3 separate regions of the Homo sapiens genome follow, and regions 1 and 3 are each linked to region 2. Evidence: chromatin loops called from intact Hi-C (ENCODE). Cell type or tissue: ovary. All regions are shown on one strand.

The links. Hi-C counts contacts between places; a loop is a spot of excess contacts. Peaks named below come from ENCODE experiments on the same cell type or tissue, not always from the same donor. Only the 100,000 strongest peaks of a DNase experiment are listed, where the experiment ranks them.
Region 1: a loop joins it to region 2, with 4 times the contacts of the local background. A loop is called at or near these places in 91 of 110 quality-filtered maps.
Region 3: it touches region 2 in a loop (5-fold over the local background); 20 of 110 quality-filtered maps call a loop at or near these places.

The regions. Positions count from the first base shown.
Region 1 is chr17:50,840,142-50,845,141 of GRCh38, reverse strand. WFIKKN2 (WAP, follistatin/kazal, immunoglobulin, kunitz and netrin domain containing 2) reads right to left here. Exons shown (of 2, transcript NM_175575.6): 2 at 2,789-5,000. The coding sequence ends at 4,123. Among named protein-coding and RNA genes, the nearest start is that of WFIKKN2, 7.1 kb to the right of the region's middle. RefSeq lists an enhancer at 197-722. In ovary, a CTCF peak has its summit at 3,111 (motif pointing right); a DNase peak (open chromatin) is centred at 3,081; H3K27ac peaks cover 649 bases.
Region 2 is chr17:50,548,267-50,553,266 of GRCh38, reverse strand. SPATA20 (spermatogenesis associated 20) reads right to left here. Exons shown (of 17, transcript NM_022827.4): 3 at 4,814-4,984; 4 at 4,649-4,713; 5 at 4,303-4,457; 6 at 4,081-4,224; 7 at 3,780-3,981; 8 at 3,152-3,282; 9 at 2,955-3,059; 10 at 2,657-2,731; 11 at 2,350-2,559; 12 at 2,077-2,269; 13 at 1,588-1,756; 14 at 1,087-1,298. Among named protein-coding and RNA genes, the nearest start is that of SPATA20, 3.6 kb to the right of the region's middle. RefSeq lists a silencer at 4,185-4,406. In ovary, a CTCF peak has its summit at 2,258 (motif pointing left); a DNase peak (open chromatin) is centred at 2,216; H3K27ac peaks cover 987 bases.
Region 3 is chr17:50,781,425-50,786,424 of GRCh38, reverse strand. No RefSeq gene overlaps it. Among named protein-coding and RNA genes, the nearest start is that of MIR8059, 15 kb to the right of the region's middle. In ovary, a CTCF peak has its summit at 3,095 (motif pointing left); a DNase peak (open chromatin) is centred at 3,094; H3K4me3 peaks cover 296 bases; H3K27ac peaks cover 792 bases.

The sequences.
Region 1 (5,000 bases), 290 kb before region 2:
GTGTGTGTGTGTTGCACACTAGGAGAAACAACATAACATGAGCATTAAGAGCTCTGGGCTGGGCGCGGTGGCTCATGCCTGTAATCCCAGCACTTTGAGATGCCGAGGCAGGCGGATCACCGGAGGTCAGGAGTTCGAAACCAGCCTGACCAACATGGCAAAACTCTGTCTTTACTAAAAATACAAAAATTAGCCAGGCATGGTGGCACACGCCTGTAATCCCAGCTACTCAGGGAGGCTGAGGCACGAGAATCGCTTGAACCCGGGAGGCGAAGGTTGCAGTGAGCTGACATCATGCCACTGCACTCCAGCCTGGGTGACAGAGTGAGACTCCATCTCAAAAACAAAACAAAACAAAAACTCTGAAGTCAGACTGGCAGGATTCAAGTCTTGGCTCTGCCACTCATCCGATTTGGGGCAAGTTTCTTATCCCGTCTAGCCTTAGTTTTCCTACCTACAAAATAGCCTTCTGTCTCCTCCAGTTGCAGTGGAGCTTACAAGAGCTGGTACCTGGCACATAGGACGTGCGCAAGCATGCTGCTGTTTTACAATAGGACAAGGGGACGGAGGGAGTTCCCCACGGCCTAAGGCAATCACCGATGCTGTGGACTCTAGTCAGGGTTCACCCCATCCCTGCTCTCCAGCCCCACTGTCCGGGGGGTGACATCAGACTACGGAGCGGCTGGCTAGACAATGGAGCAGAGTGTCCTAGCAGGCTGGAGGTGCTGGGGGAGGCGGAGGGTGGAAAAAGCCAAGCTGCCCTGCCCCAGAGGCCCTGGGGGCTGATCTGGAGACAGGCCCGCTCGGGAATAGTCCTCTGAAGAGGCAAACTGAGGGTCAGAACAGGAAGGAGAGAGCCAAGTGGGTGCAGGAAGGTGAGGAGTGAGTATCCAGGGCAGACAGGAGACAGGTGAGTCTAGCCTGGATAAAGGGGCCTCAATTTCGTTATGTCCCAGGACCTAGGCTGGGGCCAAATCTCCTCGATTTGACTGAGCAAAGCAACCTCCCGAGACTGGCTGGCAACCAGGCCCTGGGAGCTCCATCCACCCTTTCCTGAGCTCCTGCTAGATGCCAGGCTTTGTATAAGGCCTAGGGTAACAGAAAGAAAGGACCCCGGCTTGGTTTCAAGGATAGAAAATGAATGCCAGGTAGTAGGTCAGAAGTTATAATAGGTTCGAAACCACCCATTCCCTAAGTGCCCATATTTTCTGAACCCCAAATCAGTCTATAGTGGGTGTTCACTTTGGATATACTCTGTGAGCAATAGAATAAAACATTTGAAACTGCAAAGCCCCAGACCCAGAAACGTGAGGGGAGGCCTTTCGGTTCTGGGGTCTGTTCTGAGCTGAGAGCTGCCGAGGGTGGGAGGGGGCAGGGGGCAGCCACTCGGCGCCAGGTCCTCCTTCCTGGGCTTTCCAGTTGTACCCGGTTAATAGGGCCCAGCTCCCAAGCCTCTTGTAGAGTGATCTTACTACCCTCTGTTTTACAGATGAGGAAACAGAGACTCAGAGAGATTGCAGGTAAGCAGCAGAGCCCAGATTCAGACCTAGGCAAGTCTGACTTCACGGGCTGAGTTTTCTCGCTCTGCCAGGTGGGGCTGGAGTGTGACAGGGATCCCAGGTCTGGGGCTGTATGTGGGCAGTGGTCTGGTGAGAGGGAGCCCCACAGTGGGATTTTCCTGAACCTCACACCTTCATCAGGGAAGCAGACGTGCGACTGGGGGCCCTGCTGTCCCGGCCCAGCCGCACGTTCAGGTCCCGTATCTGTGCAAATGGGGTTGAAAAGGGAGGTGACAGGTGCTGGCATGTGGACAATTGCCCCCACAGCTTGCATGGTAATGTGCTAGAGCTCGAGCTGGAAGCAGGTGCACAGAATGTCCCTGGGCCTCTGAGGACAGGGTGAGACCATCCTCACCCTCCTTGGTTACCTGACCTGAGCAGGGTGGGGACCCGTGGCTGCTGCTCACACCACTTTGGTGGCTAAGTTTTGTGCTCAGTGTTCTCCCGATGTCAACTTGAGAAACCCTGGATCCTCTGCCTCTGTTCTTCCTGCTCCCGACCTCCTCCTCACGCCCTTATTGCAGATGAGATGGGCTGGGCCAGGCTAGGCTGGGCCTGGATTCTTCTTTTGGGTTGGGGCCCGGGAAAACACAGGCAACTGTGCAGGGAAGTGGTGTCTCTTGGGGACAAACAGGCTGTGGGGTGTGCCATGGCTGAACACGTCTCCATGCCTCGGGAGCTGCTGTGGGCCTTCCTGGGGCCAAAGGCACTGCTGTCCCCATTCTGGGAACCAAGCCCCACACCCTGACCTTACCTAGGGCTTTGACACAGTCTTCCTGGGACCAGGCCTCACCTAGAGGCCCCCTAGTGAGTCACAGCTGGCAGCTGTCCTTGCCTGCTCCGTTCCCATCTCCTCCACCTTCTTGCCTCTGAACTTGACACCATTGGTGGAAGGGTCTGGACACTGCACCTGACCAACTGTGCTGTCACGCTGGGGTGAGAGCAGGTTACAGATCAGAACACCTGGGCTGGGCCACCCACCCCTTCCTGCCTTTGTGTTCTTGGCAAGTCACCTCACCTCTCTGACCTCAGCTTAACTCACGGAGCTGAGCTGAGCATCAGTTAAGGGGCCTTGGAGCTGCAAAAGGGGCCCACATATTACCAGCATCTCTCCATCCCCCAAAGATGCTCCCAGTGGCCAGACTTCCCTCTTGTAAGGTCACCAAAGCAAATGACACTACCCACCTCCCTCCCTCCCCCATCATAACCCAAACGAATCACACAAGAAGGGCAGTTGATACTATGAGCTTTTAATTGGTATCTTCCTCCTTATATTTGAGGAAGAAATGAGGACGCCCCACAAGGACCTTCTTCAGCTTGGAGGGGCAGGGACAGAATAGGGCAGAGGAGGGTAGTGGGGGCAGATGCAGAGCTGACAGTGGGGTTTCCCAATCCTCTCTCTAGCGGCCGGAGGGCCAGGATCACACAGGAAGCCTGGAAACACAAAAAAATCATCGACGAGCTGCCCCATCCTTTGCCCAGGTCTCACAAAGAGCCTCCTTCCAGGTTCCCGTGGGTTCCTGAGGCCGCCACCAGATGGGAGCATCGAGCAATGTTCCTTTTCCTTCTCCAGCCACCTCCCTCCTCTCTCAGTCCTTTACTACCCCCTTCCCTGCCTGCTTTTTCATCTTCCTTCATTTCTCCTGCTACCAAACAGATCCCGGGGCTTTTGTCTGATCTATGTCCAAGGAAGCCAGTGGCATATGAAAGCACACCATCCATCAGACAGAAACTCCAGACAGTTGTGAGTCCAGCGGAGGGGTGTGTCTGGGGGCCCTGGGATGAGGGTATCTGTGTTGGGGCTCTAAGAACTGGGCAGTGACTAACATCTCTCTGTGGTCCTGGCACCCAGTAAGCATTCAGAGAACATCCACTGAGTTGAACTGAACTAGATCGACAAACCAGTGCAGCCAAGGAGAAGAAATACGTATTCTGCTGGTGCCGTGGTGGCCTCAGAGGCAAGCCGACCACCACCCAAAGGCACCCGTTTCAGCAGCTTCCATTCAGGGCAAGTCATATGCTGGGCTGGACTCTGCCGCCAGCTTGCTATTGCCCATGCCCCTAACTCCGAGTGGCCTCTGCTCACAGCAATCGAGGAGGCTGTGGGAAAGGTGTCCCATGAGTCCCTGGGCCCTCCTATCTCTCCCCACCTACCCCCTTTGCAAGCCAATCCATTCAACACTTCCTGTGACCAGCACACAGCGGCCATCTCTTAAACCCTTGCTGGGAGACTGGCTAGGGGAGGGTGACTGGGAGAGCCAGGGGTGTGGGGCCAGTGAGGGGAGGAGGAGAATATCTGAGCAAGCTGGTGGTCACGAGTAACTTCCATGTGTCCACTGACTTCTCCTCTTGTCCCCCTCAGCTAAAAAAGATATGAACCCCTTATTGAACCCAAAGAATAGATGCTGATCTGAGACCTTCTGTGGCTTTTTCTGTGACACGTCGGTTGATGTTTCCCTGCTGTCCCAAGCCTGTCTAATCTGACCTCGCCCAGTTTGCTGAGAGGCATTGGGGTGGATAGGTGGAAGAAGGCCAGGGAGGGGGCAGGGAGGGGTGGGGGGCTTCAGTGCAAGCCAAGAAACTCCTTGAGGACGTCACAGGTCTTCTTGTGCATGACCTCACGAAGCTTCCTGACCCGGCGGGCACTCGATGCGCCCACAAAGCTATCGGGGCGCAGCATGGCCATGCCGCCGTCCACCTCCCCCATGATGATGAGCGGCATCTCGCTCACGGTCACGTTGGGGCAGGGGCATGCCCAGTCCACGTGAAGCAGAGTGACCTCCAATGGCTCCTGGCCCAGGAACTTGAGGCCCATTTTCTCATCCTTTAGGACCTCATCCACAGTCACCAGGGCGCGGCCCGAGTCAGGCTCCTCGGTCAGCTCAGAGACTCGGCCCAGGATGACAAAGTCGCTGCGACAGAAGCTGGTAACGAGCTTCTGCCGAGGCTTGCAGGCCCGACAGCGCTGGTTCCCCCTGGGGAAGGGGCACGACTCCTCACAGGCCTCACGGCTCTCAAAGTTGTTGCCATTGCCCTCGCAGCCACCATAGACAAAGGACTGGCACTGGCCCGTCTGGCTGTTGTAAGCCCAGCGAGGCGCGTAGGCTTTGCAGGGCCCCTGCAGGGCGGGCAGGCTGCACGCGGCCAGCGGCCCGCTCATGCAGGCCAGCATGCAGGCCTCATAGGTCTCAAAGTGGTTGAGGTTACGGTGGCAGTGGCCGAAGGTGAAGGTCAGGCAGTTGTTGGCCTGGGCATCGAAGTGCCAGCGGGTCTGCTCTTCGCCACAGTCCTCACTGTCTGGGGGCTTCAGGCACTCGGCCGCCGGGAAAGCCGTGCCATTGGGGCTGCTCTCTGAGGTGGCTGCAGCCTGATGACCCCTGACCACCGACAGCGGGAAATCAGCCCTCAGGACCCCAGCCACGTTCCGGGCCGTGCAGGTGT
Region 2 (5,000 bases):
GCACTTACAATGTGCCAGAACCACACTAGACCCTGGGGATACAACAGTGGCAGAAAGTCCTGATCTTTGAGGAGCTAAAATTTGAGTTTTGGGAAAGAAACCTTTAACCACAGACAAGGCACATGGGTGATAGGGAGCAGGCACACATAGAGCGTCCTACTTCTTCATGGCACTCACCACAATTTTAACTGCACATTTGTGCATGTGTTTTTGCATCATTACTGCATTTTCGCTGTCTCCCCTACCATACTGTAAGCTTCATGAGGGCAGAGACCAAGTGAGCCTTGGTCAATATCTGAATCCATGGGTGTCAGTTACTGTGCTAAGCATGTTTACAGAACAGCTACATTCATCTTTACATCAACCCTGTAAGGTAGTACCAATGTTAGCTCCATTTTACTTATTAAGAAACAGGCCAGGCATGGTGGCTCTCGCCTGTAATCCCAGCACTTTGGGAGGCCGAGGTGGGCAGATCACTTGAGCCCAGTAGTTTCAGACCAGCCTGGGCAACATGGAGAAATCCCATCTCTACAAAAAATTAGCCAGGCATGGTGGTGCATGCCTATAGTCCTAGCTACTCAGGAGGCTGAGGTGGGAGAATTGATTCAGCCCCGGAGGCAGAGGTTGCTGTGAGCCAAGATCATGCCACTGCATTCCAGCCTGGGTGACAGTGAGACCCTGTCTCAAAAAAAAAAAAAAAAGAGAAAGAAAGAGAGAAAGAAAAGAAAGAAAGGAAGAAAGGAAAGAGAAAGAAAGAAAGAGAAAGGAAATAAAAAGAAAAGAAAGGAACGAAACAAAACACGCTGAGTGTAGTGGTTCATGCCTGTAATCCCAGCACTTTGGGAGGCCGAGGTGGGAGGATCACTTGAGCCCAGGATTTCAAGATCAGCCTGGGCAACATAGCAAGACTCTGTCTCTATTTAAAAAAAAGAAATTGAGACACAGAAATATTACAGCAGCCAAAAATCACGCCATTAATAAGTAGCAGAGACACAAAGCCAGGAGGGCTCCTGCCCACACCAGCTCTTCACCCACGCTGCACTTACACCTCCCAGGACCCCAGACTAGCCCTGCACCCCCACTGACCGTCCTTCAGACGCAGGGGCAGGCCAGCCCCCAGCTCAGCCTCACTGCAGAAGTAGCCGCCACCCTGGGAGTCCCAAAAGAGCTTGTCCTGTGTGTCCTGCAGCCGCAGAGCCCACTCGAGCCACGCACTCTCCTGTGAGGCCTCATACAGGTCCAGCAGGCCCCGCACCACGAAGGCGTAGTCCTCCAGGAAGCCCCAGCAGGGTGGGTTGCTGGGGGACAGGCATTACGGGAGGGGCTGGGGAGAGCCCCAGGAGAGAGGGCCTTTCCCAGAGGAGGCCCTTTCACGCATTTGTTCACTTAACCCTCCAGATGAACCCTCTTGGGCAGGTGCCATCAGCCCACTTCCCAGATGAGTAAATGGGCCCAGGGAAGCTACAAACTCACAGCAAGCACCTGGCAGAGCCAGGACTGGAGTCCACATGGAGGGGAGAAGTAGGGCAGAGGTAGGCTGGGGACGCGTTGGGGAGACGGGCCCTCCCGGTCTACCCAGCCCCCAACCTGTGCTCCACAGTCCCCCCAGGGCCGGTGTAGCAGGTCCGCATCAGGCGGCCACTGGCCACATCAAACATGTGCCGCTTCAGGAACTTGGCACCATTGGTGGCATAGTTGATCAGCCTGTCTTGGCCCAGGACAGCCCCAGTCACAGCATAGCCTGACACCATCAAGCCTGGAGCCAGGAGAGACAAGTAGTGGTAAGAAGCTGGCCAGGACCCTCCAGGCATGTCCACCCTATCACCTTAGGCCCCAACACCTCCCTGGAGCCATGGGTGATCCCTAAGATCTTGGGCTCCAAAGCCAGACATGGCGGGGTTCCCAGCCCTTGCGCGTGACCTTGGGCGGGTTACTCAAGCTCCTTAAGCCTCTTTTGTCAACTGAGAATAATAACGCTAATCAAGGGAGAGTGAGCATTTAGCCGCTGCCGGAAAGACAGGGGCTTTGTGAAGGGGGATCCTACAGACAGGCTCGGTCTCAGGTGTGCTGCCCCACCATTCCAGGCAGCCAGCATCTTGCTGTCCAGGTGCGGCTTGGGCCGATGCTTCCGGGCCTGGAAGAGCTTCTCCAGCCCTGAATTGAGCAAGGTCCGCACGGCCTCCACATCCAAGCCAAAGCGGGCAGCAGTCAGCTCCAGCGAGTACCGGACGGTCAGCACATTCTGGCCCTGCAGCTCCCCCTTGGGGTCCTGAGGAGAATGGCCTTTGTCTGCGAGCTCACACGCCTGGCAGGCACCAGGGCCCGTCAGGTGACCCCAGAAGTCCTCACCTGACTGGGGCTGATGTTACCAGCCTCTGTGAGGCCGTAGTGCTTCATGAGGAGCTGGCCTGAGGTCAGCGGCTCGGTGGCACCCAACACAGGCTCCGGGAGGAGCTGCTGAACCTCTTTGACCGTCCACACATAGTAGGCGCCCTCTTTGGGCCGCTGGCCCCGCTCTGGGGGCGAGTCTGCATCTTCTGCGCTATAGAAGCCTCCGGACTGTGGGGAGGGGAGAGTTGGCTGGCCCCGGCCCACAGGGCAGTGGAGGCCCCAACCCCTCCCACAGCCAGGCCTGCCTGCCACCATGGACACACACCCGGTGGCTCAGGCTCCGAGCCACGTACTGCAGGATGCCTTTGGCCACGTCAGAGTAGAATTCATCACCAGAGAGCTAAGAAAGGGAAGAAAGGAGACTGTGAACAGAGAGGTCACTGGGGAGGCCCAGGTGGAAGGTGGCAACATTCTCTGAGGCAGGCGGGGGAGGGAAGCCTGGGTAGTGGGTACATGGGAGGGAACAGGGGATTCAGATTAAGAGAAGCCACAGTCACCAGGAAGGCCTTGGGAGGGGCAGCCAGAGTGAGATGCCTGTTCTCTGGGCTGGGGTCAGGGGTCACCTGGAAGGCCTGCGAATAGGCCACAGCGAGCTGTGCCTGGTCATAGAGCATCTTCTCAAAGTGAGGGACGTGCCACTGGCGGTCTGTGGAGTAGCGGTGAAAGCCCTGTGCGGATACAAAGCTGGAGGCCAGTCCCAGCTTCTGCCCCACCCCACAGCCCCCTGCTGCCCCTCCAGGGAACACCCAGTGCCCGTCACCTGCCCCACATGGTCCCGGATGCCCCCGTTAGCCATCATTTTCAGGGTATGCAAGGCCATCTGCTGGGCCCGAGAGCCATCCTGAGTCAGTCGATGGCTGAGCCAGTAGGAGAACAGGAAGCTCAGGATCACTGTGGGGGCACCAAGAACATGCAGGTGAGAGAATGGGAAAGTGGGGACAGAGATCGGGGTGGTCAGGAGGCCTTGGGCCAGGCAGAGGCTGGGAGTTCACTCAACAGGCAGTCTCTGGACAGGCTGTGAGGTCAAGAGTCAACCCACAGGACAGAAGGTAATAGCCTAAGCCAGAGGTCAGAATATCATTGGTTCACAGAGGACCAGTAAGTTACTTGTCCCCCTAGAGCCCAGAATGTCATTAGCCAAGTCAGGGTCACTGGGTCACTGACCAAGTCAGGGGACAGAAGGTCATCATCTAGGTTAAGGTGAGAGGGTCACTGCTGACACCAGCAGTCGGGTCTTCACCGATAGCTACCGACAGGCTAGGGGCAAGGAGGTCACTGCCAGTCAGGAGGACAGGAAGCTATGGGTGAGGCCAGGAGCCAGTAGGTCCCTGACCAGCATAGGAATCAGAAGGCCAAAGCCTGGGCTAAGGCGGGCGTGGGGCACTGACCCGGCGTGGGAAACTTGGGGGCCTCAGCGAAGCCACCGTATTCCTCATCATAGCCCTCATCCAGCTGCTGGAAGCAGCGATTGTTCACGGTGGCGGCAGAGGGCGGCAGCTGGCGGTCACCCACGCTGATCTCTGATCGGGCCAGCAGGGCAGTGGTGACACGCTGGCTATTTTCTAGCAGGGTGTTCTTGTTCTGTTTCCACTGCGGGAGGTGGGGGCACACCTGGAGGTCAGCTAGGGGGAGGGGCTCTTGTTTCCTAGTCCCCCACCCTGGTCCCCCAACTCCCGGAGGCACACCCACCTGTTCTCGTATTCTCAGCAACACTGTGCGGAAGCCGACTCGGGTCAAGCCATCCTCAGGAGGGAAATAGGTGCCCCCGACAAAGGGCTGGAGGTTGGGAGTCAGCCACACATTCATGGGCCAGCCCCCGCCGCTGCTGGTGGCCTGGCGGAGAGAGGGCGAGGGTGAGGGGAGCTGCTCTGAGCCCATGTGGCGCATACACTCCCGAGGAGGGCTGCTCACCTGCACGAACGTCATGTACACCTTGTCCACGTCAGGCCGCTCCTCACGGTCTACCTTCACACTCACAAAGTCCTCACTGAGCAGGCGGCCAATCTCCTCATTCTGGAAGGACTCCTCTTCCATCATGTGGCACCAGTGGCAGGTGGAGTACCCGACTGAACAGGGCCATGGGGAGAGGTCAGGGGGCCAGCAACGGGTCAGAGGGAGGCTGGCCAAGTGGCCCTGGCTACATGGAAGACGTCCTGGCCTCTAGTCTCCTGGAAGACCCGCCAGGCCGAGAGGACCCTCCCCCATCCACTGCCACTCCCTGCCCACACCCCCACATCAGGGAAGGTGGGAGCATTACCTGAGAGGAAAATCGGCTTGTTTTCCTTCCTGGCCTTGTCGAAGGCTTCCTGTCCCCAGGGGTACCTAGACCCAGCAGGGTGGGGCATCACTCAGTAGCCCAGGGGGTCTGGGAGGGGCCCAGGACCCCAGCGATTCCAGGCAGGGCCCCAGGAGAGGTGCTCACCAGTCCACAGGATTGTAGGCATGTTGTAGGAGGTATGGTGACTTCTCGTGGATCAGGCGGTTGGGGACCCTCTGGGGTGTAGATGAAGGATGGCTTCCTTTCCCTCCAGCAGGCATGGGCACTGAACTACTGACCGTCGCACTTCGGTCCTTGTCCCGGGAGGAGCTACCCCTGGCGAGGACTGGTG
Region 3 (5,000 bases), 230 kb before region 2:
AATCCTGTGGTTATTGGTTTAACGTCTGCTCCATTAGATCACCAGGGAGCAGGGCCCGACAGGCTGTGTGGGGTCAAGTCCCTGTTATTCCCATCTAGACCTGTGTGAACTGGGGAAAGCTAGTAAACCACTGGGCCTCAGTCTCTTCCTTGGAAAAATGGCAGTAAGGCCCAAGGCAATCCTCCAGGTAGAGCGCTGAGCTCAGTGCCTGGCCCACTGTTCAGTACATGTTAGCTACTATGGGGGCCATGGAAAGGAGGCCAATGTATTTATCTGGAAGCGCTCAGGCTGTTCAGATGACTTCACTGTATTTGGCAAGCTCTCCGAGTGGCATAAACAAACAGCACTCTGAGTAGACTGCTCAAATGAGGCAGGTTTGAAACTGCCTCTTGGCAAATGCACATTCAGGGAAATTAGAGAGATGTGTGCATTTGCTGATTTTAGTTGCTTGTCATCCAAATACCAATCGAGAGGGGAGGATACAAATCTCAAGATGGGCTGGAGGCAGTGTTCCCCCTATGGAAGCCTAAGGGGGCCAAAGATCCAATTCCTGCAGGGGGTGCTTGGGAACTCAGCCTTGGTTCATCCTGCCTAGGACTTTGACACTGACTGAGGGTTATTGAGAAGCTGGGACCATTGAGGTGTCACTCCTCTAATGTTGGGGTCCCAGCTGCCACCATCAAAGGGCAGTGATGGTTGTGAGGTTGGCATGATTGTCCTCATAAGACCCTCCCTGTGATTCTGCCTCCCAGCCTTCTGGGTTCCTGCCCAATTTGTCAGGCTGGTTCCAGTTTACCCTGTGACTCTATGAACCATCCATCATCATTCCAGAAAATTATTTTTGGGCTATAGTTAACCAGGGTTGTTTTCTATTGTTTACAACCAGGATCGTCTCCCCTCCCAGAAGGGGCTGAGTACCAACCCTCAGAAAACCTCATCCACCACCTTGGCTCTGCCCTACTCATTACTGGGAGCATAAACTTCCCTAGGGTGCTATGGGGCGGGCATGTGTCAGTCTGTACTAGGAGTACCCTGAAAACAGGGCAAAAGATGTGCCAAGCTAGATTAGGAAATGTTAACCAGGCTTCTTTCTCTAGCATGTCATACCGCCCCGCCCCAATGCAGGTGGCAGCAAGGATGTCCTTGGGGCAGGAATGTTTCAGAAGAAATGAAGAGAAGCCAGTGGAGCTAGGTCTTGGATACTAGCTTCAAAGTTGAGGTCCTTGCCTCAGTAAAAACACTGATCACACGATGGCTCTCTCCTCCCCACTCCAGCCCTGTTGTCTGGGCTGCAGTAGGGGCACTGCAGAGCTCAGGGAGTAGAGGGGCGCAGTGGTGAAGGCACTTCCTGGTGAAGGCACTGAGGTACCATCTCCCAGAACACCCTCATGTCTCTACACGTAAGGAGACATGCTGCTGTGGCTTGTCTGGGCAGAGAGGGCCTGAGACAAACCCCTCCCCACAGTTTCCCATTGAAGTGGCTGAGAGAGGGTTCTGGGACCACATGAAGCTCAGGATCAGGATGGTATAACAAGGAGGCCAGGTGGGCCGCGGGCCCTCATGGTGAATGCTGATGGGATGGACACGGGCAGTAATGAATCCAGTGAGAACGGAAATCAGCAAATGATGCCCGATAGGGCCAGAGACCATCTTTACAGATACCAGCAGAGAAAACGAGAACGACCAAGATCAGAGCCCTCTCCCTGCTGACACCATTAGCTGGGACCCCAGGGCAAAGGGGGAGGCAAAAACTTAGAATTGACTGAAGAGGCCAGGCGTGGTAGCTCACACCTGTAGTCCCAGCACTTTGGGAGGCCAAGGCGGGTGGATCACAAGGTCAAGAGTTGGAATCGAGCCTGGCCAACATGGTGAAACCATGTCTCTACTAAGAATACAAAAATTAGCCAGGTATGGTGACACATGCCTGTAATCCCAGCTACTCGGGAGGCTGAGGCAGGAGAATCACTTGATCCCAGGAGGCAGAGGTTGCAGTGAGCAGAGATCGCACCACTGCATTCCAGCCTGGGTGACAGAGCAAGACTCCGTCGCAGAAAAAAAAGAATTGACTGAGGAAACCCTGAATTCTGTAATAAAAATGTTTCCACATCGTGCAACATGGGAAATGGAGGTGGAAATCCAAGTCAATTATAGAAAATAGAAACATTCACACTTCTGACTTTGTAACCCATGAAGCTTGTGCCCCTACAAGGAGATCTCACCCCCATGTAACCTGGGTGCCAACCCATTACCTAAGAAAACAGACAGGCCTGGAGAGCTTTAGGGAGAGTTGTGGAGGGACGGACTTTGAACTCTTGTAAAGTGACTTGCTTTTATTAGGCACCTACTGTATACCAGGCACATTGCTGAACACTATATATTATTTATTTTTCTTTTTTCTTTTCTTTTCTTTTTCTTTTTCTTTTTGGACAGTCTCACTCTGTTGCCCAGGCTGGAGTGCAGTGGTGCCATCTCAGCTCACTGCAACCTCCATCTCCCAGGTTCAGGTGATTCTCGTGCCTCAGGCTCCCGAACTATATATTATTTCTTTCTGTTTTTGTTTGTTTTGTTTTGTTTTTGAGACAGGGTCTCACTTGGTTGCCCAGGTTGGAGTGCAGTGGTGCGGTCTCAGCTCACTGCAAGCTCAGCCTCTGGAGTAACTGGGATCATAGGTATGTGTCACAACGCCTGGCTAATTTTTGTATTTTCACTAGAGACGGTGTTTCGCCATGTTGCCCAGGCTGGTCTCAAACTGCTGGCCTCAAGTGATCCGCCCGCCTTGGTCTCCCAAATTGCTGGGATTACAGGCATGAGCCACCATGCCCAGCCTACATATTCTTTCTAAGTGAGGTGGAAATTATTATTTTCTTTTTGCAGACAAGAAAACTACAACACAGTTGCTGAATGAGGGAGCCAGGGTGCATTGGGCTGATTTCCCACAGGACAGTTTATGGACTCCTTGGATAACCAGGAATACTGCTCTGCGGCTTTACACCCAAAGGTGGTGCTGGGAGAGATGGGAGACCAGGGAGGGACTGAATTAAAAATGCAGGTTCTTGGAGGAAGCTCAGGCAGGAGTGGGGCGGCCCCTGGTGGACACACGGAGAATGGCAACTCGGTGGTGCGGACCTGCCCTGCCCAGTGGCCTTGCATGGGAATGGCAGGGAAGGAAAGGGGCAGGCTCAAGAGGAGGTATTGAGAGGGGCTCCCATGTTGGAGCTCAGTCCTGGGACAGCAAAGGCTACTCCTGGGGCGCGGGGGCGGTATGGGAAGGGGCATTTCATGAGGACAGGCAAGAGGAAGGAAGCTGACCTTCACTGAGCGTTGACTATGCTCACAAGATACAGGTGGGAAATGATATCGACTTTTAAAACGGGCCCGCTGGGCGCGGTGGCTCATGTCTGTAATCCCAGCACTTTGGGAGGCCGAGGTGGGCAGATCACTTGAGGTCAGGAGTTCGAGACCAGCCTGGCCAGCATGGTGAAACCCCATCTCTACTAAAAATGCAAACAAATTAGTGGGGCATCATGGCACATGCCTGTAATCCCAGCTACCTGGGAGGCTGAGGCAGGAGAATCGCTTGAACCCGGAAGGCAGAGGTTGCAGTGAGCCAAGTTCCCACCACTGCGCTCCAGCCTGGGCGACAGACCAAGACTCCATCGCAAAAAAAAAAAAAAAAAAAAAAAAAAAAAAAAAAAGGGCAAAGATATCCAGGCACATGCGAACCAAAAGAAAACCAAGGTCATGACATGAAGCTCAAAAAATTATATGAAACACGACGGATCTCTTTGTACTGCTAAAAGGGAAAGACCCCAGAAAATAAAACGTGCACCAAGTAACATAATGTAAAACACATAGGCCGGGCGCGGTGGCTCACGCCTGTAATCCCAGCACTTTGGGAGGCCAAGGCGGGCGTCACGAGGTCAGGAGATCAAGACCATCCTGGCTAACACGGTGAAACCCGGTCTCTACTAAAAATACAAAAAATTAGCCGGGAGTGGTGGCAGGTGCCTGTAGTCCCAGCTACCTGGGAGGCTGAGGCAGGAGAATGGCGTGAACCCGGGAGGCGGAGCTTGCAGTGAGCCGAGATGGAGCCACTGCACTCCAGCCTGGGCAACAGAGCGAGACTCTGTCTCAAAAAAAAAAAAAAAAAAAAAAAAAAAAGTGCACATCAAGAAAGTGAAGAGACAATCCACAGAATGGGAGAAAATATTCATAAATCATATACCTGATCAGGGACTTGTAACCAGAATATGTAAAAAGGCTCTTACAACTCAATAAGAAGACAACCCAATTTTAAAATAGGCAAAGGCCAGGCTCGGTGGCTCATGCCTGTAATCCCAGCACTTTGGGAGGTCAAGGCAGGCAGAACACTTGACGTCAGGAGTCCTAGACAGCCTGGCCAACATGGTGAAACCCCATCTCTACTAAAAATACAAAAATTAGCCTGACACAGTGGCACGAGCCTGTAATCCCAGCTATTCGAGAGGCTGAAGCGGGAGGATCACTTCAGCCCGGAAGGCGGAGGTTGCAGTGAGCCAAGATCACATCACTGCGCTTCAGCCTGGGCGACAGAGTGAGACTCCGTCTCAAATAAAATAAAATAAAATAAAATAAAATAAAATAAAATAAAATAAAATAAAATAGGCAAATGATTTGAATAGATGTTTCTCTAAAGAAGACATGCAAATGGCCAATAAACACAAGAAGAGATGTTCAACATCACTAGTCATTAGGGAAATGCAAATCAAAACCAAAATAAGATACCACTTCACACTCACTGGTATAGCTACAGTTTAAAAGACAAATAAAAAATAGACCTTCTCAATCCCCCTGTCTCTGTGAACTTCCGCTGGGAAAAGCGATGCACTGGCGAAAGCCGTGTGAGGGGGGCCTTTGGCTCCAGAGAGACGGCGCGAGAGCCCCAGTGGGAACCACCCGGAGACCCAGAAGATCGAATTCGCCACTGCGCTGCGCGGCCGCCACACTCGCCGGGATCGGCC